Regions from separate parts of the Homo sapiens genome. Here region 1 is linked to region 2. The links are chromatin loops, found by intact Hi-C in ENCODE. Cell type or tissue: IMR-90. All regions are shown on one strand. Each heading gives the region's core, and the rest is flanking DNA. Links, peaks and the distances in the headings are about the cores only.

Region 1 (15,958 bases), core at 7,812-10,311, 97 kb after region 2:
CACAGCCACCATAATATTGCAAACAGTTGAATCCTTAACATCTAAAGGAAAAAAGCTTTATTATTGGAAATCCTATTCAATCTATGTTATACTCTCTCTGACCCTCTAAATTCTGCCTGATGGATATTTTTCTAAAGACTTGCCAAGATCATTAAGTAGATTTTTACTTGGTGGAAAAATTTGGCGTTATGATTTGATCACTTTAAGCAGAAAATGGAATATGTCATAAACTCTAAATTCATTAGACAAGAACCAGTATGGAAACAGGAATACCTACAGTGGCAAAGTTAATCAGAGTGCATAAGGCATTTACAGTAGCCCGTTGGCCCCCAGTGACCTGAGCCTTCTGGGCCTCTTGCTCCATTATAGTCCCTTCCCATGTCGAAAAGGTCTGATTTGTGTAACTAATAGGATATTATGGAAATGATGGAGTGTGACTTCCGTTGCTTGATCATAAAGGACATGTGGCTTCCTCCTTGCTTTCTCATGGATCTCTTGCTGTGGAGGAAGCCAGCTGCCATGTTGTAAGTGCACTTAAGCAGCCTGCGAAAAACCCCATGTGGCAAAGGACTGAAGCCACCTGTCAACAGCCATGTGAGTGTGCCATCTTGGAAGTAGATCCTCTGGCCCCAGTCAAGCCTTCAGATGACTATAACCTTGACTAACATCTTGACTGCAGCCTCATCAGAAACCCTGAGCCAGAACTGCCTGATTGAGTCACTTCTTCTTCTTCTTCTTCTTCTTCTTTTTTTTTTTTTTTTTTTTTTTTTTCTGAGACAGAGTCTCACTCTGTTGCCCAGGCTGGAGTGCAGTGGTGTGATCTTGGCTCAGTTGCAACCTCTCCCTCCCGGGTTCAAGCGATTCTCCTGCCTCAGCCTCCTGCGTAGCTGGGACTACAGGTGTGTGCCACCACGCCTGGCTAATTTTTGTATTTTTGGTAGAGACGGGGTTTCACCATATTGGCCAGGCTGGTCTCGAACTCTTAACCTCAGGTGATTCACCCACCTTGGTCTCCCAAAGTTCTGGGATTACAGGTGTAAGCCACCGTGCCCAGCCTTTGAGTCACTGCTTGATTCCTTACCCTCAGAAACTTTGTGAGGTAATGTTTGTCACTTTAGGCTGCTAAGTTTTGGGACAATTTGTTATGCGGGAATAAACAACTGATAGAACATTTTGACAAACCATCTCTTTGAAGCTGCATTTTCTGATAGCCACTGGCTCTAGCAGAACCCACAGCATCCTGCCATGCCCTTGGTTTAGTCCTTGTTATGCTGGACTATATCTCTTAGGTGATATGTCATGCTCCTCATCTTGAAGGAGGGGTGTCTTGTCCTTCATATCGTCAGTACTTTGCAGAATGCCCTGTATTTGCTGTATGAGTGAATCAGAATGTGTAGAGGTAAATAAAGGACACCCGCATAGTTTAAGGACAGGTCAGGGTTTTAAACCCAGCTTTGTCATTGACTTCATAGAATTCTCCTAGTCTTTCTCTGTTTTTATTTCCTCTCTTGTAAAGGGATACTATTTGTGTTATAAAAAACATACATAATATATTGCTATACATGCATATGTGCTTGTGCACATATGGATTATTTCAAGAGGGAGATAACTAGTCAATAGTGGTTACTTCTGGGGATATGTAGGGGGATGGAGTAAGAGGAAAACTTTCAAAAAACAGTGTGTAAACCTTTCATATCTTTTGAATTTATTCCATGTACAGTGAAATAAGAGTATTGATCTGCACCTCTCCTAAGGCAGGTCAAGAAGAAGTCCTAAGTTTAGTGAAGTATTTTTAATTTTTTGTCACTGGGGGCCCCTGCCTCTGCCTTGACCTTGACCTTCACCTTCTGTCTGCTACCCAGGTCTGTGGCTTCCACATCCACAGCAGCTCAGTTCCATCCTCTGACCTCCTTTCTCACAGTTGCTGCCCTGGTTCAGGCCTCAGCAGCCATCTCCCTATTTCCCCAACTGTGTTGCCCCCTTCTGACCACACCACCTGCCGCAGGTTGGCCACCCTCACAAGTCCCTGGTGGCTTCCCTTCAGTTACAGAGTCCTGCCTGGTCTCCAAGGCCTGCACTCCACCACCTGGCTCCCACCTGCCTTTGCAACCCTGGCCCTCACTGTTGTCCCTGGTGAGCTTGGTGCCAGCCACACTAAAGGATTCCCTGTCACCTCCACAGAAGAGTGTGCCCTGTTACTCCGTATTAGCCACCTCTGGGACTTTGCTTTGCAATCCTGACCTGCAAGAAAGGACAGTCCCCACAACAGAGACATATCTGACCCAAAATGTCAATCATGTCACTCTGAGAAACTGGGATCTATGTATATACAAGTGTGGTGTGTGTGTGTGTGTGTGTGTGTGTGTGTGTGTGTGTGTGTGTTTTCTTTTCTTCTCTTTTTACATAAATGCCTGCTGTGCAACCCCAAGCCTAGTTAATGAGCAATAGATGGAGTGACTGAATACTTTTGACACACCACATCTCTGATCCCAAAGAATCTTCTTCTTGCAGTGGGGAAAATAATCCTCCCAGGGCTGTACGTATTCCAGCCTCAGACTGTCTTTTCTGACCTGCTGTCCTGTGCTCTCTCACTGGATTCTCTGCGTGTGCCCTAGTGGTCTCCCTGCTTGCTTTCTTCTTTCCCCCGGCTCATATTAGCCTGTCTGTCCCCAACATCCTTCACCAGCCCCCGAGCTATGGTCTCCGCCATTTAAAATCGTGCCATCCTTCATGGCTCAGGTCAGATGACATCTCCTTCTTGGGTCCACCCAGCAGCTGCTGTTCTTTCTCTTTGAAATCCCCAGGGTCTTTTGTCCCTCGGGTGGCATTTATTGTGTTTTGCTTTGCCTGTAGTTTTTGTTTGTTTACTCAACACATCAAGCATCATGCGAAATCTGGGGTGCAGAGATGGACAAGGTGGCCTCTGCTCTCAACTCTTCCCCAGCCTAGTAGAGACAGACAAGAAAGCTGACAGCCAGTTCGGTGTGGGGCATGAGAAGCTGGCATATGGCACGGAAAGCAGAAGTTCGGAAAAGGGTGACTTTGCTCCGTGTAGGCAGGCCAGGGCGGGTTCCTAAGAGGGAGTGAGGCTTGGGTGAGTCTTGGGGGCAGTGGGAATTAGCAAGGTGACTTATGGGTGGGCAAGGACATTCTAGACGCAGGGAACTTCTTGAACCAAAGTATGTCTTGTTCTCCTCTGAGACTTGAACACCTCTTTAGGGGTAACCATTTTCCTTATTCATTTTTATGCCTTTTATAGTTTTACCTTAGACAGCTAATAGTTTTGTTTGCATTCATGTATTTATTCATTCAACAAATATTCTTGAGTGCTTATTTACTTGAGGTACTGGATAGATGTAAATGGATTTAGGCAAATAGTTGGTGACAGAAGAATTCAGTAGAAACCATCAGAGTAGTAGGCGGCCTCTGAAGTGATTAGATGTGGTTTAGTGAGTTTTAGCTACAGAGTAAGTCATGTGTTCACGGTGACCACACGTTAGAATTCTGGAAATGTGGGCCAGAACAAGTCCAAGTTAGATGCAATGGAAAAATCCCTCTGTCCGAGTCATCTCTAGGGAACAGAACTTGTTTGAACCAGCATTATTAGTTTAGTTTCATGAAAGACAAAATAAAGGGCAAGGTGTTTGCTCCACAGGGTGACTGCAGCAGTTTTCACAGTAATGAATAAAGTAATGCTGTTTTGTCAGCAGTGAGTAGGAGTTGGGGACTGGGAGAAGCTTGTTCCATTCCTCAGGAAATTCCAAAGTCATGCACGGGCCTTATCCTTGGGGAACTTACAGATGAAGGAGAGAATATGGCCAAGCACACATATTTCTCCTTTTAACACTTCCCTTCTTTTTCTTTCTTTTTGTTTTATTTGTTAAATTTCTGCACATGTTTCTCAAGTGTGTGGTCTAGTGGGAAGGAATACTGGCAGTCTCTGGGTTTAGGGAAACATTGAGTCCCCTTACAGTTAGAAATAAAAGGCTGGACGTGCTTCAAAGACTTTTTGAAATAAGGCTGGGGACAAAGAAGTCAAGCAAATAAATGATAGAGTCCAGAGAAGGTGGCATTAGAGATAGATCTGAAAGCATTCAGGGAGACGTGGTGCAGGAGGATGGGAAAATCTTGTTTTTTCCATCCCTGAATTGTCCAAGAGCCCAAAGACATCTACTCTGCAAAGTGTTTGCTGGATGACAGTGCAACGAAGACTTAGATGCTAGCAAACTTCGTTGGAAAACACTGGGTTCTTCATGTATTTGGAGCAAGAACCAAGGCATTAGTAAACTTTGGAAAATAGGCAGTGAGGTTGTCCGATAGAGTCCATCTGGGGAAGTATTTTGAGCCAGTTGGGTTTATAACTATGACCCTAAACTTGAGTCCAGCATATGCCAAGTCCAAAGGAAAGGTATGTTCTTTGGACCCCTCATGCTCTCTGATTTACAGGGACCTCTTTCTGCCTGGTCAAGGCATTTCATGACTCTAAGCCTATGACTTTTTGTGAGAAGAAGCCTTCCATGGCTCCTTTGCTGCTTGGTTTTGGGGTTTTGGAGGCACCAGGATGCCAGGCTCCTACCCTGTGTGCAGTGCTTCCTTCTCCCCGTCCCATTGTGAACTGTTTCCCTTGCAGGTTCAACTCATTGCCACTTCCTGTAGCTGTCTTAGTGACCCTTCAGGCCAGAAGCAGATGCCTGTGCTGTGTACCATGCCCCTCCTGCTGCTGAACTGGAGAGAAAACGTGGCTGGCAGGTGGTGAACTCTCTGGCTGATTCAGGCCCAGTGGAGAAGGAGGGTTAATAATTTACTTTGCCCCTGTGTAGCCACTGGTGTTGACCTTGTCAAAACACTAGTAGAAATTAATTAGAGTCTGGCCTGTCATTTAACTAACAGGATAGTAAGGCCCCAAAATAACTTCTTGTTTTGAGGTTAATCCTGTCTCTGAGTTTACGGCTGACATTCCTGTACATCCGGCCCTGTTTGCATCCAGCAGCCAGGACCGTGGGCTCATGGTGTTCATGGGGCTCACAAAGAGGGCACACAAGGTCAGGGGCCTGTCTCTCCATGGGAGCCGCTCATTGTGGTAGGAGGACAAAGGCCACAGTGATCAAGATGCTCTGTAGGAGAGGCGGCAGAACAACATGTGGGCCTGGTAGATATTGCAGGTGAAGAGCCTCCCCATCCCCCAAGCTTCTTTCATTTTAAATTCACAGCTTTTGTTTCTTGAGAAGTTCCGAATCTTTTGCATCTGGTGCTGCGAGAAGGTTCACCTGGTTAAACATCCTCAAGTCAACAGCACAGCTCCTTCTGGAAGGCACTTTAACTGGATGGGATCCTCTCACTGTAGACATTGCTACCTCCCTTTCCTGAAATAAAGCCTGCTCCAGAGCAGTGATTGTCTTGTGGTGTGTTGTGGAAAGCTGTTAATAGCTTAAAAGGTCTCATTAGCTGCTAGATAGGCCTAGACTGTGAAAGGATACATGGTGACCCAAGGGTAGATTCTTTTTTTGAGAGTCTCGCACTGTCACCCAGGCTGTAGTGCAGTGGCATAATCATGGCTCGCTGCTGCCTCGACCTCCCAGGCTCAAGTCATCCTTCCAGCTCAGCCTACAGAGTAGCTGGGACTACAAGTGAGTGTCACTACCTCTGGCTACTTTTTGTATTTTTTTTAGAGATGGGGTTTTGCCGTGTTGCTCATGTTGGTATCGAACTCCTGGGCTCAAGTGGTTCTCCCACCTCTGCCTCCCAAAGTGCTGGGATAGCAGGTGTGAGCTACAGCTCCTGGCCCAGATTCTTACCTTATTAGGGAGTATCTAAATTAATCTGTTTATTGATCTCTTAAGTAGAATCTGATTAATTGTCCATCAATAGCTAGCTGCAAAGCACTGCAGAAGCCCACTTGCCACTCTCCTTCCCCCAGCTCTCCAGGAAGGTGCAAGGAGTTGTTTGAGATGGTTCTGACATCCAGCTTTTGGGTCCCTGGTTTATTGCCTTTTCCAGTACATTGGCTGGCACCTTTATCCAGCCAACAAATACACGCTCTGTAAACATGCATGTACTTTTGGAGAAGGCAGTTGGACCAAGGTGAGGGTGTGGAGGATGGGAGTGAAAAACAGAGTAAGCCAGAAAAAGGGGTCATGGGAAAGGAAGGGCAGGAGCTAGAGGGAAGAGGCCTGGGGACTGACTAGTGCCCAGCAATAGAAACAATCAGCATTAGAAATGGGCAAAGGGGCTGGGCATGGTGGCTCATGCCTATAATCCTAGCACTTTGGGAGGCCAAGGCGGGCAGATCTCCTGAGGTCAGGGGCTCAAGACCAGCCTGGCCAACACTGTGAAACCCTGTCTCTACTAAAAATACAAAAATTAGCTGGGCATGGTGGTGCATGCTTGTAATCCTAGCTAGTTGGGAGGCTGAGGCAGGAGAATCGCTTAAACGCAGTAGGTGGAGGTTGCAGTGAGCCGAGATTGTGCCACTGCACTTCAGCCTGGGTGATGGAATGAGACTCCTTCTCAAGAAACAAAAAACAAAACAAAATGAAACAGGCAGAGCAGTTTGAAGAAACTTCTCAAGAAACAAAAAACAAAACAAAACAGGCAGAGCAGTTTGAAGTATGATGGGAATGAGGTACAGGGGAGGCAGGAAGGAGAAAAGTGCAAAGGGATAGTGAGAAGATGGGAGGTGGTGTGGAGAGGAAGCAGGGAAGCTGGTAGCACCAAGAAGTGAAAGAGGAGTTTGAGCTAAATATCTAGAGGATAAAGGGGGAAAAGATGAGTCTGAAAGGTATGAGAGGGTGACAGCAAAGGACAGAGGAGAAGCCGTGAGCTACATATTATGCCAGGTGAGATTTCTGCTCCAGGAATTTTGGCTCACGGTTATCCCAAAGAGCTGTGGCAGCAAGTGTTGGTTTTATTGCAGTATTAGCAGTATGTGGTTACTAAATAAGTGACTTTTGAAATAAAGTGTGAACTGTGAGACTCTAGAAGAGGATAAATGAAACTTTTATCACCTGAGATGGGTAATTTTTATACCTCTTATTTCTAGGGTCTCTCTATCCACAGCATTGAGCATGGGTATGAAAATATGCATTGAGGCCAGGAGCTCACGCCTGTAATCTTAGCACTTTGGGAGGTCGAGGTGGGTGGATCACCTGAGGTCAGGAGTTTGAGACCCGCCTGGCCAACATAGTAAAACCCTGTCTCTACTTAAAATACAAAGAAATTTGTTGGGTGTGGTGGTGTACATTTGTAATCCCAGCTACTTGGGATGGTGAGGCAGGAGAATTGCTTGAACTCAGGAGGCGGAGGTTGCAGTGAGCTGAGATCCTGCCATTGCACTCCAGCCTGGACAACAGAGTGAGACTCTGTCTCAAAAAAAGAAAAAAAGAAAGAAAATATGCATTGAATGTAATACTTTAAAAAGTTACAACCATCATTTGTCTGTGGGGGAAAATACCATAGTCCAGTTAGTTGTACCTGTCTCTAGTGGTCTTTGGGCAGGAGTTTGAAGAGATCATTGGAAAGACATCAGAAGAATTTAAATGACCCATATCCCGTCTTTCAGAATGAAACTAATATTCATTAAAAAAAATTGTATGCTCTGGCTGAGAATTTATACAGCCTTCTAAAGAGGAGACAGGTATGCTTTTGGTTTCCAGTGATCAGTCTGTGAACTTGGGGCATTACTCAGTGGATCTGGAACCTTCTTACTCTCACCAGTTGGTTTAGGCCATCCCCCTTCCTCTTGAAACCAACTTTGTTTGATATGTCATTGTAGATTTTCTATTATTTCCCCCAAATCATTCCTTAATGAACAGTACACCTTAAATGCCTTCTCTTTGTATCCAGAAATTATCAGCTCAACCAATAAATAGTATGTTTGTTAGTCAAGCCAGTGATCCAGGAAAGACCTGGGGTTTTTTTTTTTTTTTTTTTTTTAAAGATGGGCAAAGTTTAAAAAAGAATTTTTAAAAAATCAAACGTTTTGAGATAGTTATAAATTTATATGCAATTGTAAAAAAAAATACAGCTAGATGCCATATACCCTTTATCCTGTTTCCCCCAAATGTAATGTATTGCAAACTATAGTACAATAGCATGACCAGGATACTGACATTGATACAGCTGAGATATAGAACATTTACATCACTCCCCGCATTCTTCATGTTGTCCTTTTATAGCCATGCCATCTCGCTTTCCCTCCCATCCCTCCTTGACCCAACTAGTGTACTTCTCTCTGGTTTTTAAATTTTATCATTTCCAGGATGGTATATAGATGGAATCATACAGAATGTAACCTTTTGGAATTGGCTTTTTTCTCTCAGCATTGTTCTCTGGAGATTCCTCCAAGCTGCTGCATGTATCAACAGGTTCTTTCCTTTTTATTGCTCAGTGGTATTCTATAGTATAGATGCACCACAGTTTGTTCAACCATTCACTCATTGAAGGACTTATGGGATGTTTCTTGTTTTGTACTATTATAATAAAGCTTCTATGAACACAGCTTTTTGTGTGAATATGTTTTAATTTTTTTCTGGGATAAATAGGAGTGTGAATATGTTTTAATTTTTTTCTTGGATAAATATCTAGGAGTGTGAATGTGATTTAATTTTTTTCTGAGATAAATATCTAGGAGTGCAATTGCTAGGATGAATGGTAATTACATGTTTAGCTTTTAAAGAACCTGCAAAACTACTCTCCAGAATGGCTGCACCATTTTGCATTCCCAACAGCAATGTATGAGTGACCCAGTTTCTCTGAATTGTTCCCAGCATTTGGCATTGTCAATATGTTGTATTTTAGCCATTCTGATAGGTATATGTGATATTATATTGTGGTTTTACGCAGTTTTCTAATGGCCAATCATGTTGAATGTCATTTCATGTGCTCTTTTGCCACGTATATCCTCTTTGGTGAAATATCTATTCATGTCTTTTGCCCATTTCCTAATTGGATTGTTTGGGGTTTGTTTTTTTTTTAAACTGTTGAGTTTTCAAAATTTTTTATGTATTCTAGATATGAGCACTTTGTCAAATATGTGGTTTGTAAAGACATTCTTCCAATCTCTAGTAAAACAAAACAAAACAAAACAAAACAAAAAACCTTTTTAACAAGGTCTTTGAAAGGTACAAGTCTTTAGTTTTGATGAAGTCCAATTTAGTTTTTCCTTCTATGGATTGTGCTTTTGGTGTCAAGTCTAAGAATTATTTTCCTACCTTAGATCCCAGAGATTTTCTTCTGTGTTTTTGTTTTCTAAAGGTTTCTTAGTTTTGCATTTTACATTTAAGCTCACAGTCCATTTTGAGTTAAATTTTGTGTAAGGTGGAAGTTTAGTTTGAGGTTTATTTATTTTGCCTGTGAATATCCAGTTGCTCCAGCGCCATTTGTTGAGAGGGTTATTCTTCCTGCAATAATTGCTTTTGAACCTCTGTAAAAGTGGGTTGGGCATTTTTGTGTTAATTTCTGGGCTCTCTATTCTGTTTCATTGACCTGTGTGTCTATCCCTCTACCAGTATCACATAGTTTTGATGACTGTGGCTATATTATGTCTTAAAATCTGGTAGACTGAATCTTCCACTTTATTCTTTTTTAAAATTGTTTTAGCTATTCTAGTTACTTTACCTTTTCTTTTCTTTTCTCTCTTTTTTTTTTTTGAGATGGAGTTTCACTCTTGTTGCCCAGACTGGAGTGCAATGGCATGATCTCTGCTCACTGCAACCTCTGCCTTCCGGATTCAAGCAATTCTTCTGCCTCAACCTCCCAAGTAGCTGGGATTACAGGCAGCCGCCACCTCGCCTGGCTAATTTTTTTGTATTTTTAATAGAGACAGGGCTTCACCACATTGCCCAGGCTGATCTTGAACTCCTGACCTCAGGTGGTCCGCCCACCGCGGCCTCCTAAAGTGCTGGGATTATAGGAGTGAGCCACTGCGCCTGGCCTACCTTTTCATATAAATGTTAGAATTACCTTGTCTGTATCTATACAAATTTTGCTGAAGTTTTGATAGGTTGAGTATGACTATGTTGAGTATTCCAGTCCATGAACATGGTCTAAGTAAATCTCCATTTATTTAGATGTTCACTGCTTTCATCATTTGATTTTGTATTTTCAAGCATACAAGTCCTGTATGTGTTGTGCTAAACTTATACCTAAGGGTTTAATGTTTTTGAGTGATTATAAATGGTATATTTTTACATTTTAGTATCCTTCTGTTCATTGCTAGTATACAGAAATGCAGTTGTATGTTTTTATTTATGTTTATTTTATATCAGGACCTTTATTTCTTTACCTTGCTGAAATCACATATTCTACAAAGTTTTCTTTTTTTTTTTTTTTTTGTGACAGGGAGGTGGTAGATTCCTTGGGATTTTTTATATAGACAATCATGTCATCTGCAAACAGGGACAGTTTTATTTCTTGCTTTCTGATGCTTTCTGATCTATATACCTTTTGCTACTTATTTCCTGCCTTATTACGCAGGCTAGAAGCTCCAATACTATGTTGAATCAGAGTGGTGGGAGCAGGTATCCCAGCCTTAGTCTCAGTCTTAGGGGGAGGTATTCAGTTTCTTACTATTAAATATAATGTTAATTATAGATCTTTTGTGAATTGGATGCTCTTTAGTTGAGAATGTTCCTCTCTATTCATAATTTGTTTGGAGCTTAAAGAAAGTTTAAATCATGAATGGATTTTGAGTTTTGTTAAATGCTTTCTCTGCATTTATTGATATGATCATGTGATTTTTCCCTCCTGATTTTAAACTATCAAACCAGCCTAGCATTCCTGGAATAAACTTCACTTGATCCTACTGTATAATTCTTTTAAAAATTGCTGACTTTTATTTGCTTGTATTTTGTTAAGGATTCTTGTGTCTATATTAATGAAATATATTGGCTTATAGTCCTTTTTTCATGTTTTCCTTTCTTTTAGGATACTATTTGGATTTTGATATTGAATAATACTGACATCATTAAATGAGCTGAGAAGGATTTCTTCCTCTTCTATTTTCTGGAAGAGATTGTGTAGAATTGATGTTTATTCTTTTTTGAACACTAGGTAGAATTCTCCACTGAAACCAGTTAGACCTGGACATTTCTTTTGGGGGAGTTTTAAAATATGAATTCAGTTTCCTTAATAGTTATGAGGCTATTCAAATTATTATATTTAATATCGCATAAGTTGTGGTAGTTTGTACTTTTTAAGGAATTGGTCTATTTCATCTAAGTTGTCAGATGTGTGTTGAGTTGTTTATAGATGTCTGCAGGGTCTGTGGTAATATATCTTGTTTAATTTCTGATATTGGTAATTTGTATTTTATCCTTTTTTTCTTTGTCAGTCTTACCAGAAGTTTGTCAATCTTACTGATTTTTTTTGTTAACATTTGATTAGTGGTTTTTAGATTTTTTATTTTTTATTTTACTTTAAGTTCTGGGATACATGTGCTGAATGTGCAGGTTTGTTACATAGGTATACATGTGCCATGGTGGTTTGCTGCACCTATCAAACCATCATCTAGGTTTTAAGCCCCGCATGCATTAGGTATTTCTTCTAATGAGCTTCCTCCCCTTACCCCCCAATCCACTGACAGGCCCCGGTGTGTGATGTTCCCCTCCCTGTGTTCTCATTGTTCAACTCCCACTTATGAGTGAGAACATGCAGTGTTTGGTTTTCTGTTCCTGTGTTAGTTTGCTGAGGATGATAGTTTCCAGCTTCATCCATGTCCCTGCAAAGGATATGAACTCATTCTTTTAAAAGAATCAGTTTCTCGTTTCATTGGGTTTTTTTTTTTCTATTTTTTTTATGTTTTCAGTTTCATTGATTTCTGTTCTTTATTATTTCTTTCCTTCTGCTTGCTTTGGGTTTATATTGCTCTTCCTTTTCCAGATTCTTGAGGTAGGAGCTTCGATTATTGAATTCAGACTTCCTTTTTTCTAGTATCAACATTTAATGCCATATATTTTATTTTAATTTCCATTCAGGTCAGTGTGTGTTTAAAACAAAATTTTCTTGAGGCTTGCTCTTTGACCCATGGATTACTTAGAAGTGTGTTGTTTAATTTCTAAGTGCTTGGGTGTTTGCCTGTTGTCTAGTTCGAGTCCATTTTGGTTAGAAAACCAGTCTGTATGATTTCAGTCCTTTTACATTTGTTGAGGTTTGTTTTATGGCTCAGGATATGGTTTATCTTGGTATATATTCTTGAAAAGATTGTATATTTTGCTAGAAAGAGATTTCAAAAATAGTAAATATGAATCAACCTGAAGGATAAAAATAAATGATTTTTCTTTCCTTTGGCAATAGAAATATTGTTACTAGTTGGACAAGTTATCTTTATTCACAGCCTGAGTTATACAAAAAATAGGAATACATCCTTTTTGGTGGTTTACAAATCTAATTATATTTTCATGTTAAAAGTAAGTGGTGGAGGATATGTGAAGTGTCATAGTATTTGCCACAGAGGCTTTTTCCCATTCAAATTGTAATTGTGTGGAATTTTTTATTTTGTAGTTGCTTTAGTAAAAACAAATGATAGAAAAAGCTTGCTTTAAATTAAATTGAACAATGCATAAGAGTATAGAGTAGAAGAAAATATATTTTGGATCATACTTTTGACACCACCTTTTTCCTCTCTCACAATACATTTGGAGGATCTTTTCAGATAGACGTACATAGAATGTCCTGTATGCCATTCTTTGATGGCAGCAGCACAGCTCTCCAGATGCTGATTTAAAAGGAGTTTAGCCACGTGCCATTTCTTTCTTCTGGTGCCCAGTCTCACTAACCTCTCCTAATAGTCTAGCATTGGCCCCTAGAGAAATTCAAAGGTCTGCCAAGGTAAGTCAGCAAACCAGTCAAGGGCCAGGAAGTCAGGAATGTGTGAGTAGCTGAGTCAGGGGTCTGGAATCAGAAGTGAGGGTGAGTCAGGAGCAGGGCCCGGGCTGACTCAGGCAGGCTGAGGTGGTGACCTGTGGAATCAGCTGCCTTACTGGTGCTCCAGGGCAGGGGCAGGCTCACCATGCTGAGGCCTGAAACTTCACTTCTTTCAGGGATCAGCTAATAGATGTGGTCAAGGAATTTGGTCCCAGTCAACCTTCCCTGCTTCTTCTGTGTTAGGTCATCTGTCAGAAAATGTTAACCAAACTTTAGGGCCACATGACTTTGTTTCTCTTTGTGGAAATGGGAATGATATCACTGCAAAGAGTCAGGGAAGAGGTCGTGGGGGGAAAGGAAGAGGGGGTCAAATAAATCAGCGAGAAAGAGAGAAACAGTTGGAAAGCCAGACAGATACTGGGCGCTTCTGCAAGAGTTATAAACTGTTCTTATCACCAAATCTGGTCCATTCTGTCACTCACATGAGTCCGTCCAGTCTTCCTCTCTCTTATTCCCAAAATTTTAGCCTTTTAACTGAAGTCCCTCCTCACAGCTGTGGATTGATTGGAGAGAATGAGTGAGAACAGCTTGTCAAGGGTGACCTTCAGCTTTTACGTTAGGTGACTGGTGAATATTGGAGGCATTGAGAAGGAACAGAGGAGGTCCATGTCTTGGAGTGGTAAGTGGGATGAGGACTTCCATTTTGTGCATGTTGAATCTGACCGTGTTGAGTTTGAGGCATCTGTGGGACACCCAAAGAGGGGTATCTGGCACAAGAGAAAGGCTAGGCTGAAGCTACTGATTTTGGTTGGGCCCAACAGCTGCTTGCAATAGTTGCATGCTCCTGAGGGGGAGGCTGTTTGCATTCTGTCCTTGTTTTACATTTCCATTGGGAGTGGTGTTTTAGAACTTCTTACAGATGTCACAATAATTGTAGACCTGGCCCTACCAGCCATGCTTGAGGTATTATGTAGATTATCTACTTCTTTGCTGCTAGTTTTCCCAGCCCAGTTCAACTATTTCCTGATGCAAATGAAGCTTCTAAGTGTACAAACTTAAAATACCTTTATTACCAGTGCAACCACACTAAACTCTAATTGCCCAGCAACTAGAAAGACTAGGAGTAGACAGTTTATTGTATGTGTGCATTTTGATGGAGGGAAGAGATGAATATTTGCAAATTCATATTATGAAGAACAAGAGTACTTCTCCTTGGGAGATGGGTTTTTCCAAGATGGTAAATGAGTTGCAAAGAACAACTTTTTCTTTCTTTTCTTGAGCTTATTCAACTTTTTTTTTAAAGCTTATTTTGACTTCAGCCAACATTACTTATTTTCAGGTATACAGAGTCAAAAAAAGGTAAAAGAGGAGGATTGGTTTATTGCTGTTTTTCTGGGCAAAAGTGATACTTAGTGGGACCATTTGGCCAGTACTGACATACTGGGTTAGGATACATATTTTTCTCAAAAGCATTTTGAGGAATTCTTAAGGGTTGGCATTCTCTGATATTGGTAATAATATAAGTGTCATTGGTTGTTACCAAATGAATCTATATACTCAGATTTTCCTTTTGTTCAGGTTATTTTATATTTTAAAAAGATCCATGTTGAGGCAGATATTTATACAGAACCAAGTGATTAGAATTGTGATGAGTTGCTAGCTTTGTAGATTGTGCTGTTATTGAGAACTTTGCCTTTACTGGTTTTTTACTTCTCTTAATGTACAGATCTGAGAAACAGAGTTGCTGTAAAAGTTCAAATGCTGCCAGATAGGCTAAGTGGGGAGAAAAAAACCTTTAGATTACCTCTCTCAAAGAGAGTCACCAATATTCTACAGTCTCTGGATATAGTTTTCGAGTATACAGAGGGTACAAGGTTTTGCATGGACGGACGTTTTCATTTCTTTGGCGTGTATACCTGGGAGTAGAGTTGCTGGGTCATAAAATAACTGAGGAATTCCCAAAATGTTTTCCAAAGTGACAGAACCATTTCTCATTCCCCTAGTAATGCCTGAGGGTCTTCATTTCTCCACATCCTCTCCCACACTTGTTATTATCTGCCTTTTTTATGATAGCCATCTTCGTGGGTGTGAAATGGTATTTCATCGTGGCTTTGATTTGCATTTCTCTGATAACTAATGATATCAAGTATCTTTTCATGTGCTTATTGGCCGTTTGTATGTCTTCTTTGGAGAGCTATCTGTTCAGATTCTCTGCCTATTTTAAAATTGGGTTGTCTTTTTATTACTGAGTTGTAATGGTTCTTTATATATTCTGGATATCAGTCTCTTAGTACATATTTAATTTGCAAAATTTTCTCCCCTTCTTCAGATTGTCTTTTCACTTTTTAAATGCTATCCTTTGAAGCGCAAAGATTTTTAATTTTCATGATGTCCAGTTTACTCTTTTTTCTGTTGGTACTTGTGTTGTATCTAAGAAACCATTTCCTCATCCAAGGTCATGAAGACCTTCTCTTCTTCTGCAGTCGAGTGAGAAGTGAGCAGAACTGGTGTAGGGACTGCTTCTACTGAAGGGGGTGCAAGAGAGAAGACTTAGCCATGTCATCCTTGATCATAAAGGTGATCAACACTGAGAAAGCCCAAGGGTACACTGGTCCCTTCAGTCAAGCTGCATTAGTTGACGGGATCCTTTACATTTCAGGAGAGCTAGGCATGAACCTTTCGAGTGCACAGCTTGTGCCAAGAGTGGGTAACAGAAGAAGCTAAACAGGCCCTTAAGAACATGGGTGATATTTTGAAAGCTGCAGGCTGTGACTTCACTAATGTGGCAAAAACAACTGTTTGGCTAGCTGACACAAATGACTTCCGGGCTGTCAATGTAATCTACAAACAGTATTTTAAGAGTGGTTTTTCTACTAGAGCTGCTTACCATGTTGCTGCTTTACCCAAAGGAGGCCAGGTTGAAATTGAAGCAGTAGCTGTTCAAGGACCTCTCACAACAGCCTGTCTATAAGTGGGCCCAGTGCTGTCTAGTCCGGAATTTTTAACGTCTTCATTGTCACAGTTGATATAACATCTTAATTAACATCTTGATTTTTATAATTGATGAAAAGTGTAAGTTTGACTAAAGTATCCAAAG
Region 2 (15,958 bases), core at 8,328-10,827:
GAGACCAGCCTGACCAACGTGGTGAAACCCCGTCTCTACTAAAAACACAAAAATTAGCCGCGCGTAGTGGTGGCCACCTGTAGTCCCAGCTACTCGGGAGGCTGAGGCACGAGAATCGCTTGAACCCGGGAGGCAGAGGCAATGAGCCGAGATCGCGCTACTGCACTCCAGCCTGGGCAAAACAGCAAGACTCCATCTCCAAAAAAAAAAAAAAAAAAAAAAAGTACAGGTTGTTGTTTTCTCAGGGAATCCTCATAGCTGGTGAAGTATCCAGCTTTTCATTTTACGGATGAGTGAACTGGGGTTTAGAACTGATAACATTTTGCCCAAGTTCTCACAGCTAGCGAGAGGCGTGCCGCAGTTTATCGTGGGGTGGGTCTAAACAAGGACCTAAAAACTGTATTCGAATCCCAGCCCTACTACCGCCAGCTGTGTGACCTTACGAGGCGCCTCACTTTACTGTTTCTCCAACAGAGACAGACATTTCTTGTTACCGCGCAAGTGGGATAACCTCCCCACCAGTGTCTAGACACAGTAGGTGCTCAATAAATAGGTGTGGGTTTGCGGTGGCAGAAGAGCGCTATCCCTTAAGTTTCTGACAGTGAGGGGGAAAAAGGCTAAGCAGGGAAAGGAAGGGAAAGGGGTAAACTGAGCTCGGCGCAGTCGAGAGCGCGAAATAGGGAGGGCTTCCTGCAGGCCAGGAATTTGGAGAGGCCGAGGCTGGGAGAAGAAAAATGCCCGGTGACGGCGGAGGGGAGGTGGAAGGACGAACGGCTCCGGGAAGGGGTGAGGTCTAAGCGCAGCCCCGGGCCCAGCGGAGCCGAGGGCGGGTGGTGCGGGGGTTCCTGGGTAGGTTCGTCCCGACGGGCCGCGGGCGGATTGAAGGGAGGGTTGGGCCCGCCGGCAGCCCCGGCGGGTCCAGGCCCCCGGCCAGCCCCTGCCCCTCCTCCCAGGAGGGCGGGCGGCGACTGCGGGGCGGGGCGCGGGCTCGCTCGGCCTCCCGGCGGCGCCGCGGCCCTTGCACTCCGGCCGGGCTCTGCTGGCTGCGGCGGGAGCTGGACGCGGGAGGAGGCGGCGGCGGCGGTGAGTGAGCTCCGGGCTGGAGCGGGGCGGGGTGTGCGCCGGCAGCCGGGTTTCGGGGTGCTAGGGGCCGCCCAGGGCGGCGGGACCCCCAGGGGTTCGGGCTCAGCCAGGTGCACTGTGCTCAGTCCGCGCGTCCACTCTCGGTGACCCGCGCCGCGCGTGTCCTGGGGCTCGAAGATGCGACCCGGACTCCCGCGCCGCGCCCCGCCGAGGGCAGGCGCAGAACAGATGCGGGCGATCCCTGGGGAACCCGCTTCGGGGCGGGGTGGGAGGGAGGAGGCCCTGCAGAACCTCCCTTTAGTGAAGAGGGACTTTCTGCCTTCGCACCCCTGCCTGGACCCTCCGGCTCTAGTGACAGCTGGGAGAGACTCACACGAAGCAGTTTCTGACCTATCCTGTCGTACACAAGTCCTCGGCGTGCTCGGCCGGACCATCCCCTGGAAAGAAAGGGGCGTGTGACCTTTCTCTCCCCGATCCTCCAGACCACTGCGCCGCCCAGGGAGGTCATCCCCGAGAGAGCCCCCGCCTCACTCGGAGCACACATTCTAGCTCTCCCCGGGACTTTTCCAAGTTGCATCACTGTTTGGCCTCTAGACAGGTACTTGGCTGTCATGTTGGAGTTAGTTACACAGGATTTTTGAAACTTTGTATATTTGCTTTGTGTGTTCTTCACCCTAAGGCCGCTGCCCTCCCGACTCTGCTTATGCCGCTCAAAACGTTGCTCAAAGCTCGCTGGGAATGCTTTTGCGGGCATTGGTTCTCAAACTTGGCCCCACATCTGGAGAGTTTTAAAAAATACTGGTGCCTGTGTCCCACTCCCAGAGATCTGGATTCGGCTTGCCTGGGTTGCAGCCTGGACAATGGAATTTTTAAGACGCCGCAGGTGATTCTAATGTGCAGGCAAGTTTGAAAACCTCTGCTTTGAGAGTTGCTCCCACCAGCCACTCTTCGGACGGCTCAAGATCAGTCCTGATCTAGAACTCATCTCAGGTCCTCATAGCTCTTCCCTAATCCACCTCTCCACCTGAAGAACCTGTTGATTGGTGCTTTCCAACTTTAGACAGTAGATGGTGCCTTTACTGAAGATCCCTTTGTTTCTACCTCTCTGTTTACAGTCAATACTGCCAGGGCACTTTCTGCCAAGGAGGTGGGAGTGTAGGCATTAGAACCGAGCAGTCCTTGTCAGGGTCAAGGTTATAATACAGGGTTGTCCTATTCAGGGAAAACCAAGTGATAATTTGACTTGTCATATTCGGGAATGATTTCAGATTAAAAGGAGAAAAAATACTTTAGGGTTTGGTCAGCTTTTGGAGACCCTCCGGAGACTCCCCCACGTAGATAATGGAGTTGCATAAATGTGGAGAATTTTCCTTCAAAAAGCCAAAGCTAACAACATCCTTAAGGTTTTGTGGTTGATATTTGTGTTAACATAAGTCCATTTTTGTAGATTAAACTTATTCTGGAAGTATGATGAAGCCCTGCAGACAGAACACAGTGTATAACATGGCACATCTGAGATGACACCTGAGACACCTGTCACATGGTCTTAAAAATGATAGAGAAGTAGGACTAAGGAAAATGTAACCATGCTTATATTGGCTAAATTAGGTCATATATTTTATCAAGAAAATGTGTTTTCACTGCCCTTTTTAGTAATGTGATAGTCTCCGGGGATCTTGGTTAATTTACTTTTGTACCCCAAATATGATGTTTGCATTAAAATTTCCACCCTGATGTTGCTACCTGACCACAAATCAGTGGTTTTAAGTTTTTCTTAGGGGGTGGCCCTCTATGTGTTTTTTTTTTTTTTTTTTTTTTTTTTTTTTTTTTTGAGACAGAGTTTTGCTCTTGTCGCCCAGGCTGGAGTGCAATGGTGCAATCTCAGCTTACGGCAGCCTCGGCCTCCCTGGTTCAAATGATTCTCCTGCCTCAGCCTCCCAAGTAGCTGGGATTACAGGCACCCGCTACCATGCTCGGCTACTTTTTTGTATTTTTAGTAGAGACAGGGTTTCGCCATGTTGTCCAGGCTGTTCTCAAACTCCTGACCTCAGGTGATCTGCCCACCTCGGCCTCTCAAAGTGCTGGGATTACAGGCATGAGCCACCGTGCCCCGCCTGTATTTTTATTAACAGTGGGATGACATCCTTCCAAGAATGCCTTGCTGAAGTGAAAGAACATTTACATTCATTTCTAGCTGCTAATGTAAGTCCAAAGAACATTCATTTTGAAAAATACAAAAATGACATAATTTTGCCCACTTGGTTTTCTCGCTTTTCCCCAACTTCCACGACCATGCTCTGCTGCTACTACTGTATTCACTTGCTGGAGGTGTGCACCCTGTGGGAGCCGTCTTCATTGTCTTGGCTTTGGCTTGAAATGGAGGTTACATGCAGCGCATTGTCTTACAGGGTGTCCCCTGACCCGAATCATCACCCTTTGGGGAGCAAGACTATATGGAAAGTGTTTTCCTACTGTTTTTTTTGTGTGTGTGTGTGTGAGTGAGTGAGACCATGCCAACAAAATGAAGCCATATTATTAAATGGTTTGTTAACTTCCAAATCTTGTCTCAATTGGGAAAAGAAAAATGCTTATTCGAGGATGCTGTTGAATTCATGGTGTCTGAAAAGTCACCCCTGAACAGCAATAGTTACACTGTGAATATAATAATACACTCTACCCCCCCAAAAAGAAAAGTTTATGTAAATGTGGGCCTAAGCACATTTATTGCAATTTCTCACTTTGGAGTAGCAGCTCTAATATCCTAAAGTGATTAGAAGAAAGTAAGTGAAGAAAAATATGAAGAAAGGGTTAGTGAGATACTTTTTCATTTAGGGAAAGGGGATACAGCAACTAGAAAAGGCCTTGGGTTTGTGTTAAGAATTTATTGCCCTGGTGGCTTCCTTTTTTTCTTTGTTTAATTTGCTTGTGCTGATGGGTGAGGGAGAGTTAAAGAAATTTAATGGCCTCCTAACTCTCTTTCCCCGTGAAACCCATTTATCTAAGAGATGCCATTGGCCTTTTAAAAATATCCAACTGATTTTATGCTTTTCCTTTCTTTTCATCTTCTGATCTCGGCACTAAAGGGCGGTGGCATGGCTGAGAGGTTGGCATCAGAGCAGGAAAACAAAGTTCAAGGGGAAACCAAAAATTGGGTAATTTTCTCTGAATGACCAAGTGCTTACTTTTTTCAGGCATGTGACATTGCTGTTATCAAGAAACCAGTTATGACATGAAAATCCTGAAAATGGAAAAGGAAAAAAGAAAAAAAAAGGGAATGGGGTGGGGGATGGAAATAGCACCAGGGTTGACTGACCTTTACCGAGGAGGGAAGGCTTAGTGTTTTCAGCCTGGTGTCCCCCGTGTCCCGATTGCAGCCCCCTGTACTTCTCTCCTCATGCACCCTCCTGCATCCCTCAAGCCAATATCCTTGGGGGAGATAGTGCTTCATCTTAAATTCACACTAAGGTGTCTTTTTGTTTTTGTTATTTGAGACTCTGCTCTGTCACCCAGGCTGGAGTGCAGTGATGTGATCTCAGCTCACTGCAACCTCCGCCTCCCGGGTTAAAGCAATCCTCCCTGCCTCAGCCTCCTGAGTAGCTGGAATTACAGGCATGCGCCACCATACCCCGCTTATTTTTGTATTTTTAGTAGAGATGGGGTTTCACCATGTTGGCCAGGCTGGTCTCGAACTCCTGACCTCAGGTGATCCACCTGCCTCGGCCTCCCAAAGTGCTCCGATTACAGGCATGAGCCACTGTGCCCAGCTGTTAGTAGCCCCTGTTACTAGCAAAAGCTATGTATTACCCAGAGTTGTTGGTAAACAGGATAAGGTTCCTGCCTTAAGGGGCCTGAGTCAGGTGGGGATGTAAACCCTGGGTTGCAATAAGTTAGGAACTTTTCTAATCAAGAGGAACACAGTGGCCCGTGGGGTACTGTGGGGCACCTGGCTAGCCTCGCCTGGGTAGATGCCTCCTCAATTCATTGGCACAGGAGGCATAAGACATGCTTTACTTGGGTTTACATTAAAGCTTATTCTATTAGGCCCGTACCCCAAATGACTGATTTTGGAAATGTCCGACTCCAGGAGCGAGAAGGGTGCAGGTATCCATCATGCAAAGGGGAGGTGGGAGGTGGAGGAAGAGAACAGATTCTGGCAGGTGTCTTTTGCTTCTGGAGTCTACTGAACAGGGGTACTTCCTGGGAGTGGGAAGCTCATGGAGAATGTGGCTGGATCCATTTTTGGCACATTAGTAACTGGTAAAGTAAGCTTAGTAGCGGCTACCTCCGCAACAGAGCTGAAAGGAGAATGCAAAGTGCAGTGTGAAAGCCGCAGCTGCAGCACTTTTTGGAGCAAGTGGTTGGGTTTGTATCTATGGCTCCTGCCAATGGGCAGACATTGGTTCCTCATCATACCATGGTTGCTGTAGCTCAGGCTTCCTTGGGCAGGCTGAAAACTGGACTTCACACTGTTTTTCCCTTGGGTAGGTGGTTTCCAAATAGCTGACCCATAGGGCTAATAACCTCATGGTTATAATAGTTACTATTTGTTTATTGACTGCCTTTCAAGTGCCAGGTAGCATGCTCAGCACTTTTCGTTCATTACTGTAAACCCTTTACATTCCTGAGAGGCAGGTGGCAGTGACCTCATTTTACATATGAGGAAACTGAGGCCCAAGGAGGTGCTGAATCCTGCAAAGGTGCATAGTAGTTGACAGTGGCAAAGTTCTCATGCCTGTAATCCCAGCACTTTGGGAGGCCGAGGCAGGTGGATCCCTTGAGCCCAGGAGGTCAATACCAGCCTGGACAACATGCTGAAATACCGCCTCTACAAAAAAATACAGAAATTAGCCTGGTGTGGTGGTGCGTGCCTGTGGTCCCAGCTACTCTGGAGGTCGAGATGGGAGGATGGCTTGAGCCTAGGAGGTTGAGGCTGCGGTGAACCATGATCATGCCACTGCACTCCAGCCTGAGTCACAGAGTGAGACCCTGTCTTAAAAACAAACAACAAAAATAAAATGGCAGAGTTGAAGTTCGAGAGTACTCTGGTCTGTCTGAATACAAAGCTAAGTTCTCTCTACTGTTTCTCGCTCCTCTTAAGCTGAGCTGATTAAGAAATTGTGTTCTCAGTGCCTTGTTTATTTTTTAACATCACAGTCTCCTTAGGTCTGAACTGATTTACTATTTTCCTCTACCTCGTGTAAATAGGAATTTTACTATTTTCCTCTACGTGAGGTAGAGGAAAATAGTAAATCAGTTCAGACCTAAAGAGAAAGTATTCCGCTAAAGGCCACTGCGACCTTGTGATCCCAAGGGAAATTTATGGACTGCTGCTTTTCTAGGTGTCTTAAAGAAGAGGGTAGATTAGGCTGTGCAGAAAGTCTCTGAACGGGTCCCACATCCTAGGTTAGAGAGACGTGATTTCCACCCTTCTTCAAGTTCTGCAAACCTCTGAGTTTCTGTAGATAATTGGTTGTTGGGTAAGAGATTAAAAACAAAATTCAGCGTTGGGCATTCTAGAATAAAACGAAGCTGTGCACATCCAATTCCTGTTTATGTGGTACTCGCGACAAAAACAAAACTTTGCTGCATAGTAATTACCTCAAGCTCTTAAAATTACAGGTAGTAAGGGCTTAGAGGCCATATGGAGTTATAATTAGAGATGAGTTTAAAAAAGGGCTAGTGAATGAATGTTCATTACTACAATGAGCACTAGCTGAATATTTCAACCCGAGAAGGATCAGCTCCAAGGAACATTTCCAGGGAGTTAGCGGAGGGTCGTCATGGAGTTAGAGTGTTTGGGATTAGTGCACAGAGCATTTGTTATGAACGTGCAATATTTCTGCCAGCCTGGCCAGAAGCCTCTTTGTTTACAGGGCAGGGTTTCTTCCCTGCTGCCCAATCACAGGGATTTCTGCTTTGCTTTGGTAGAGTACGTAATCGTTCAGGTGATTGCTTTGTAGTGTGTTAGGTCTGTAAAGCTCCTCGACTGTTAATAATCTTTTCCTGTTACTTATCTCTTTGCTGGAAGATTGAGGTAAGATGACCTCTAGTTTTGGCCTCAAGAATTCTCTTGTTTTTGACCTTTTCCCTTAGTTTTCTATCTTTGTGTTTCATTGCATTCAAAACAGGCCCTCTGTTTTCCCTTGCAAATTTATAGTCCACATAGGGAAGAGGAACGACTGTGACCAGGACTATCCAGGAATCCTGTGATGGGAGTGTTGTTAGTCCCATTTTCCAAGTGAGGACCCCTTCCTCTCTAAGGCTGGGAGTTTGGGTATTCCAACTAGGACTGTTAAACTTTCAACAATGGGGCTCTTTTGACTTGATTACAAAAGAAAAGGAAATGGCCCAGTTTTCAAAGTCATGAAGAGGTTCTAGTATATCTTATGAACTAATATATATCCTTGAACTCTTTTGTAGCTGACAGTATTAAAAAAGGTTTGATTCCCCACCTTTTTTGCCTGTGTGGTTTTTATCTTCCTTTCTATAAACAATGACTTACTCAGAATTATACAGCAGCAGCTGAAAAGTTGATTAGCCTCCGTCCTTGCCCTAATCAAGTATCAAAAACCTGGAATGTTCACTTAGAGTGGTGATTACTGTGAAAGCTTTAGGTGCTGGAGAGGACCTGATAAAGAATGGAGTGAGAGATAAGAGAGAGAGAGAAAATAGCTTGCAAAGGGATTGCAGGGTGGAGTTTAACAAACTTAAGATTTCTTTCTTCCTTTTTTTTTTTTTGTTTTTTTGATACAGAGTTGCCCAGCCTTGTTGCCCAGGCTGGAGTGCAATGGCACAATCTCAGCTCACCACAACCTCCGCCTCCTGCATTCAAGCCATTCTCCTGCCTCAGCCTACTGAGTAGCTGGGACTACAGGCACGTGCCACGACGCCCGGCTAATTTTTTGTATTTTTAGTAGAGATGGGGTTTCACCATGTTAGCCAGGATGGTCTCTATCTCCTGACCTCGTGATCCGCCTGCCTCAGCCTCCCAAAGTGCTGGGATTACAGGCGTGAGCCACCACATCTGCCTTTTCTTTTCTTTTCTTTTCTTTTCTTTTCTTTTCTTTTTTTTTTTGAGATAATCTCACTCTGTTGGCCAGGCTGGAGTGCAGTGGTGTGATCACAGTTCACTGCAGCCTCAACCTCCCAGACTCAGGCTCAAGTGATTCTCCCACCTCAGCCTCCCGAGGAGCTGGGACCACAGATGCAGGCTACTATGCCTGGCTAATTTTTATGTGTGTGTGTGTGTTTTGTAGAAATGGGGTTTTGCCATGTTGCCCAGGCAGGTCTCTAATTCCTGAGCTCAAGCCATCCACCCACCTAGGCCTCCCGAAGTGCTGAGATTACAGGCGTGAGCCACCGTGCCCAGCCCAAACTTAAGATTTCTTTTACTTGTGAGTTTCAGGTTTGGGGCTTAAATGCATTTGGTCTGGTTGTGGCCAGACTAGCTCAGCCCTAACAGTCTGTGCTGCCTTGGGCCACCTATAAGCTTTGGGGAGTGGGGTGGGTGGGTTGGGAGGAGAAGGTAGGGTGAAGGGAGAGGGGAAATAGTGGGTAGGAGATAAGACCCACCAGTTAGCTGATTCTCCAGGCCTGGCTTGCTCATGGCATGACTGCTTCTCCCTGCAGGCCTGAGTCCAACTTTCTGGGTGTGAGGCAGCTGGATGGGGTACAAAAGAGGGAGAGAGTTGCCAGACACTTTCCAGGAGACCTGCCCAAGATCAGTAATTCTCATAATAGCAAATGCTCCCATAGCATTTGCCTCCAGCCCCATCCTAGAGCTTTTACTATAGCAATTCTATGGGATAGGTGCTATCATAAACCCATTTTACAGGCGATAGAAACAAGGCCACGGGAAATTGGGTAACTTGTCAAAGTGCTGAAATCCAGGGTTGAAACCCTTGCTGTCCGGCTCTGAGCTATGCTAACAACTACCACCTCATTAGGCATAGAGGCCTGGATGCTGCACCTGCTCTTCATTCATTCCTTGAACTCACCCACGTATTTCTTCAACAAATTATTGATAGCCTGTATATGCCTTTATCTTGGCAATGAGAACAACATAAGTGCTCTTTGTTTATGTGTCTGAATTCCCATAAACTTTATTTTCTTTCTTTTTTAAAAAAATTGCCATAAACTTTCAAACAAACCTTTAAAGAGACGAGACCTCTTTACTGACCTTGTATACCTGGTGTCTGGTAGAAAATAGGTGCTCAATAAAGCTTTGTGGAAGAAGGAAGAAAGACAGTGTTTTGAAACTTGACATCCTTGTATTTCCTCTGTCTCTAGCAGCCACAGTGATATCTAAACAGAAAAACAGACAAGCCTTAAGTAAAGTGAGAGTGTGTGGGGAGTGTTTTGCAAAAATAACAGGAGAGAATTTTTGATAAAAGCATGCTGTCTTGTATGCATTTCAAGTTCTCATGGTGAATCATTTTTTGCTTGTTTGCTTAAAGCATTTCTTATCTGAAGGGCATCCCGACACCCAGCTTGCAGACTACTGAGTGAATCAGGGAGGCCCTTCAGACTTCCATGCATTGTTCGGGGCTGCTCTTGTCATCAGGGTCTGCAGAATATATTTTCTTTGCAGTTGAGGACCAAATACCTGGTAAGGTTCAAGTCCACCATCCATTTTCCTGTTTAACATTTAAATGCATGAGCTAGTAGAAAGTAGTTTCACCTTGGGCTGGGTGAAGTGGCTCACGCCTATAATGCTAGCAGTTTTGGAGTCTGAGGCAGGCCGATCAGTTGGGATCAGGAGTTCAAGACCAGCCTAGCCAACATGGTGAAACCCTGTCCCTGCTAAAAATACAAAAAATTAGCTGGGCGTGGGGGCGCATGCCTGCATTCCCAGCTTGGCTTGAACCCAGGAGGCGGAGATTGCAGTGAGCTGAGATTGTGCCACTGCACTCCAGCCTGGGTGACAGAGAAAAATAAAGTAGTTTCATCTCCTGTATTTTCATTCCTTCTTCACACTGTGGGGCAAAGAAAGGTCTCATTCACTTGGATTGGAAGCTCTATTTGACGATCACTAGGAGTGATGGCTCTTTGGTTCCTCTTCCATTTCAGGTTTGTTTCCTCCTCTGTAAAATAGATGTAATGCCTACCCCATACAGTCAAGCCATATCTCTTTGACATAGTACAGTGGTTCTCAAACAGGGTCCCCCCAACCTCCCCACCCGGGGGTACATTTGACAATATCTGGGGGCATTCTTGGTAGTTATGACTGGGGTGGTGATGGCTCCTGGCATCTAATGGGCCAAGGCCAAGGATGCTGCTAAATATCCTTTGATTCAAAGGACAGTCCCCCACGGGAATTATCTGGCTTAAAATGTCAGTAGAGCCAAGGCTAAGAAACCCTGACAAAGTGGAACCTCAAACAACGGTAGCTCTTTTTAACATCTCTGATCCAAGGGAGCTATTGGCCAGGGACAAAGATCCCTCCTTTCTTAAGTAGGGTGGAAAGAATGGAATTTAACGTTTTATTGATGCCTCTGGGTTTCCCCACAGGTGCCCCTGAGGTGGGAACACCTCCTTTTCTCTCCATTAAACATGACTTAACTTCATTTGAAACTTGCTTGCATCGTTTACATATAAATAGCCATGCTAAAACCAGTGAAACCACTTAGCCTGTGGGGTGGTTAAACCCATTCCCTGCAGAGGACATTGGTGGAGTGGGGCCTGTGCTGCTACAGGCTTGTGAGCCTCGCTTTTCTCCCCTGTTAAAGGGCAGATAGGTAATTGTGTCACCCTCCCATCTCGTCATGTTGCTCTGACTCTGCACGTGTGAAACTAGCTCTACGTATGTGAATGTGCTGTGTGATTCCTAAGGTATGCCTTTTGAAGGCATTTTTCACGGGATCCGTTTCAGTCAAGGACACTAAAATGGTTGGGGCTCAACAAAGAATATCTGTGTTACGGGCATAGTAGGAGGCCCCCCAAATAGTTCCTGCAGCAGGGTGTGTGATTCGGGAAGCAGTGTGGCCCAGTGGTTGACAGCATGAGGTCAGCCACTCACAGGCTGCTCTGTGTACAACCTTTGGCTTTTCCCGTGCTTGTTGTGTGACCCTGGGTTAGCTACTTCACCTCGTTGCACCTCAGTTTCCTCACCTGTAAAATGAGGATAACGACAGTGACGACGATAACACCCAGCTGAAGATGGGTGCGAGGCTTCAGCGACTGGTCCTTGTGAGGTGTGCGGTGAAGATGGGAGCTTAGCTCAATAAATGAGTTGCTGTTAGTAAAATACTATTTGATGTTGGCTTGTAGCTTGTGTATTTTTACTCAGATGAAGAGCTTGCTCCTGATTTAGGAGCTGAAAAAGGATCTTTCTGGTTCTTGGTATTTTTTTTGGTGGCAAAATACAGCATAAAATCTCCATTTTAACCAATTTAAAGTGTACAGTGCAGTGGCATTAAGTACACTCACAATGTTGTGCAACCATCACCACTATCTAATTCCAAAACTTTTTCATCCCCCTGAAAGGAAACCCTGGACCCGTAGAGCAGTCACTCCACGTTCCTCCCTTCCCCCAGCCACTCCCTCCCTGCGAGCCCGCTCATCTATTTTCTGTTTCTGTGGAACTGCCTAGTCTAGATATTTCATATAAATGTATTTCATGCAATAGATGGCCTTTTGCATCTGGCTTCTTTCACTTAGCATAATGTTTTCAAGGTGCCATCTGTGTATTGTAACATGCACCAGCACTTCACCACTTTTTACCTGGTGTCTTTTTTGCAGAGCACCCCAAGCCTCAGTGTCATCAGGCCTGTGGTTCTCTGAAGTCATGCCCTGTTTTCAAGTTTTAAACTGTCTTTCTTCATTGATTTTGATCCTTCTTGGCCAGCCTTATTTTTTCCACTTTTCCCATCCAGTACTTCTAATGACCCTTGAAATGAATGTGGAATGAAGCCCTCATGCCAGGTTCTTGGTGCTGGGGAATAGGTCTTATTAGGTATCTTACTTCTGTGAAAGAATTAGCAGCAGGAGCACACATAGGGGCCCTGAGTGGTGCTTCATTTCCCCATGACTCTGCGTGACAGGTTTTAAAAACAAGTGTCTGGAAAACACCACCAGGCCCCTTTTATTCATCAGTTTAAAAGCTTCCCACAATGAGAAGTGGCCCTCAATTAAGTCGTTTAATAAAAACCTCCCCCTGTTTTAAAGCATTCTTGGGAAGTGTTTACATTTGACGCCACTGCAGGCTTCTAAATGAGGAGCTGTGGAGTGAGTGATCCTTAACCTGTGACTTTAATAATATCCTTTGCTTTAGATTTCCAGGTGGAGGCCTGGGCCAGATTTGTAGCTTGTCATTGACCCAGACTGGGTTCAGAGATGGGGGCTGGGCAGGGGGTGGAGGACATTCTTGGCTATCCTGCCCCCCTCAGCTGCCACTAGTAGAAGATTCAGAAAGGCTGAAAGCCACATAGATATGTAAAACCAGCTCCTTGGAGAGAGACTGGACTGGAAGGAGGTGAAGCATTTCCCTACCTGGGAAGGGCAGTTACCCTGCCCCACTTCTGACCTTATCTGCAGTGTCGGGGGGCTTCAGTGGGCAGAGATTAAAGCATTTAGGAGAGCAGTGCCAGGCTCCTGAGATTCTGGGGCCTTAGGGTCTGAGAGCTGGAGGAGGCTCTACTTTTTTCTCTGATTCTGGAGAGGTGAGTAGGCCCCGAGAAGAGGAAGCAGGCTGCTTTAGCTTCAGGGAAAACTCCGGAGTTGTCATTAGAGGAGTCCTGGGAAAAGCTAAAATAAAGAAAATTCTAGGGTGGTCTTTCCTTTGTGCTGGACGAAGACAGGAGGGTGAGGGGAGCCCGGAGCTGCTGACACGCACTGGTGATTTGTAGAGGTTGCCAAGGTGGGCAGTTAGCAGTCTGGATTCTGGGCCTGGACTGCCCGGATCTGAATCCTCCCTCCGGGGTTCTGTTCTATGAATTCTTGTGTGTCCAGTGCTCAGAGCAGTGTCTGCAGAGGTAGCTGTAGATATGTGTGCTCGCACGACTGTACTGACACTTCACTTTGGTGAGTTTCTGGTTAGAATCATAGAAATGCTTCTTGTTATCAGAGCTAATTTGCCTGCATACCTGGCAGCCTTGTGCAGTCCATGGGACAGGGTGATGTTACTGGACTCTGAAGAAAACATGACTCGCAGATGGAGAAATTATGCTTGGCAAATCTATTAAAGTTCTCCGAGGGAGAGAATAAATGTGGGAAGAAGGACAAACCAGTGGATCTAGATTTTATTTAGACTTCCAAAAGATTGTTGGAAAGACTTCATGGCAAAGGCTATTAGATGTGGGAGTCTCCCATGACTTTCTGAGTGGAGGTGAATGGAAGAAGGAGTCTGGCTGAAATTTGTCTTTTTCCATTGTCCTTTAGAGGAGGAATCTTCACATTTGCAGATGAAATAAAATTCTAAAGGTAAAAATGAAGACTTCGGAGTCAAACTATAGAGAGGTGTTTTTTTTTTCTTTTTAAATTTAAATTTTGGGCACGAGGGGATGTCAACTACCCTTTAAAATAATTCGTGATCAGTGGCTGCACCTGGGCAGCTGGGCTTTGGAACTAGGAATGATGTGTGTGCTGCTTTCTAGCAAAGTTAAAAATCATGTGCCTGGGGCATCAGAGTGCTCAGGAAATAAATGAAGATTAGTGGAACCAAGGAGTTCATTAAAAATGATTCAAGTTCCACTCCAGCCTGGGCAAAAAGAACAAAACTCCATCTCAAAAAACAAAAAACAAACCAAAAAAACCTGTAGTTTCCAACTGTCTTTTAAGTGAATAGTACATTTGTAGAAAAAGTAGATTCTGCTATCAACAAATGTAAGAGTTCACTTAAATGCACAGATGTTGAATTTCATGCCTTTTGTGTTTTAACCCAGGATAGTAAATGAATGAATGAAATGAGCAGACACTTTTTCAACACAGACCCTTCCCTCTCGCCCAATAGGATTTAGGAAGCTTGGAGTTACGCTTGACCAAAAAGACACGTGCAGGAGTTAGTTACCTTTGTGTTTTTCTTTTTACTCAGTGTCCTGTGGGCCTTGCCTGGTGCCTTATGTATAGGAGTGCTCTGTATGTGTTTGAATGATAAATGGACTCAGATTTCCTTAACATAAGCGTAAATATTTTATCATCGTGTGTCATTATGTGCCAGGCAAACTTAGTTATATTTGCTCTTACAATGGTTGTATTGGATATTGCTGCTTAATATTGCCGTGTAACAAGCAATCCCAGATCTCAGTTTTTTGTTTTTGTTTTTTTTTGAGATGGAGTCTCACTCTGTTGCCCAGGCTGGAGTACAGTGGTGCCACCTTGGCTCACTGCAACCTCCCACCTCCTGGGTCCAAGCGATTCTTCTATCTCAGCCTCCCAAGGAGCTGGGATTACAGGCACGTGCCACCACACCCAGCTAATTGTTATATTTTTAGTAGAGACAGGGTTTTGCCATGTTGGCCGGGCTGGTCTCGAACTCCTGACCTTGGGTGATCCACCTGCCTTGGCCTTCCAAAGTGCTGGGATTACAGGTGTGAGCCACCGCACCTGGCCCCAGATCCCAGTTCTTTATGACCACAAAGGTTCATTTTCCCCTCGCTCAGCTGTTGGTTGGGTGTGGTTTGGTTGAGCCAGGCTGTGCTTCACTTGGCCAAGCCAGACTCCAGGCTTCCATCTGGGTTGAGGTCTATTCCACATGTGTTTTATTCAGCAGCCCAGGCTGCAGGGGCAACAAATATGCAGGGCCAGCTTGCCTTGGGCAGATTACAGAGGCATAAGAAGGCAAGCAGAAATGCTGGAAGCCTCTTAAAGCTTTGGTCTATAAGCAGCCCACTGTCAGTTCTGCCAAGATTCCCTTGGCCAACACAAATTGCATTGTCAAGCCCCACATCAGCAGGGTGAGGAAGTATACCTGGCCAGTTCTAGTAGGAGGTAACTCGAAGTCATATGGCAAAGAAGGTAGATGTATATGGAGGAGCAAAGCACTGAGAACAATAATTTCATTCACAATGGTAGAGAATGAATAAGACGGAAGAGAGCAGTTTGGGCCAAACTAGCCTTTTGGGAGCTTGCGAGACCTAGGCTGACTGGGTGAAAAATCATATGCATTTGGTGCAGGTACCAGCCCAGGCCTTGGCATTTCCTGTACATTCGCTGGCATGCGCTGCCTCTCGGCTGGCTGGACATTGATCATATCCTTTCACTGCGATGGGGCTCGTGGGAGTGCTGCCTATCTGTGGGAGGAGCAGAAGGATGGGCCTGATTTTCTTCGGGTTAGCCATCATGACCTGACAGGCTGCCAGCTGTGGTGGCAGGAGTGTGACAAGCTGAGAGGGCAAAGAGGACAAAGAAGGACCACAGTGTTGAAGGAGGCCAGGGGCTTGCCTCAGCCTAAGTCCCACCTGTAATAGTCAGTGACAGGTTAGCATCAGTGCCTGTGTGTACCATGTCCCAATCTTCATAAGGATCCTAGGCTGTAGCTTCCAGACCCTGCCTTTTACATCCAAAGAAACAGGCTTCAGGAGGTGAGGTGACTTGTCTTCAGCCAACCAGCTCAAAAATGGCAGATGAGAGCCAGGCCACCCTGTTCCCAGTCTAGGGTCTGTCTTTCCACACCCTGTGGTTGTCATAGTCTAGCAGAGTCCGGACTGGTGTTGTGTGTTATAGTATATTCTGGCCCTGTGATGACAGAGTCTGCTTTGGAAGAAGCCATGTGAGCCTCGTGCCCATAAGGGATGACATAGGCGAAGCAGAATGAGTGAAATACTGGCCAATGATAAGCAGCCTTGCTGTTACTGCTTTGCAATGGGCCATTTCTTTAGTGAAGAGCTGCTAGACTTTGAGGAAGAAAAGGCTCTAGCCACTTGTGAAAATGAACCAG

Evidence for each region. A loop is a pair of places that touch in the nucleus more often than their neighbours do. Peaks named below come from ENCODE experiments on the same cell type or tissue, not always from the same donor. Only the 100,000 strongest peaks of a DNase experiment are listed, where the experiment ranks them.
Region 1: it touches region 2 in a loop (2.1-fold over the local background); 2 of 110 quality-filtered maps call a loop at or near these places.

The regions. Positions count from the first base shown.
Region 1 is chr15:57,473,155-57,489,112 of GRCh38, forward strand. All of the region lies in intron 8 of CGNL1 (cingulin like 1), which reads left to right. It also overlaps the pseudogene RIDAP3. Among named protein-coding and RNA genes, the nearest start is that of CGNL1, 100 kb to the left of the region's middle. RefSeq lists enhancers at 2,009-2,508, 12,298-13,497. In IMR-90, for the core only: no CTCF peak of the experiment used is centred there; no DNase peak of the experiment used is centred there.
Region 2 is chr15:57,375,485-57,391,442 of GRCh38, forward strand. It overlaps CGNL1 (cingulin like 1), which reads left to right and starts at 1,021. Exons shown (of 19, transcript NM_032866.5): 1 at 1,021-1,083. RefSeq lists an enhancer at 12,090-12,674. In IMR-90, for the core only: no CTCF peak of the experiment used is centred there; a DNase peak (open chromatin) is centred at 9,517; H3K27me3 peaks cover 593 bases.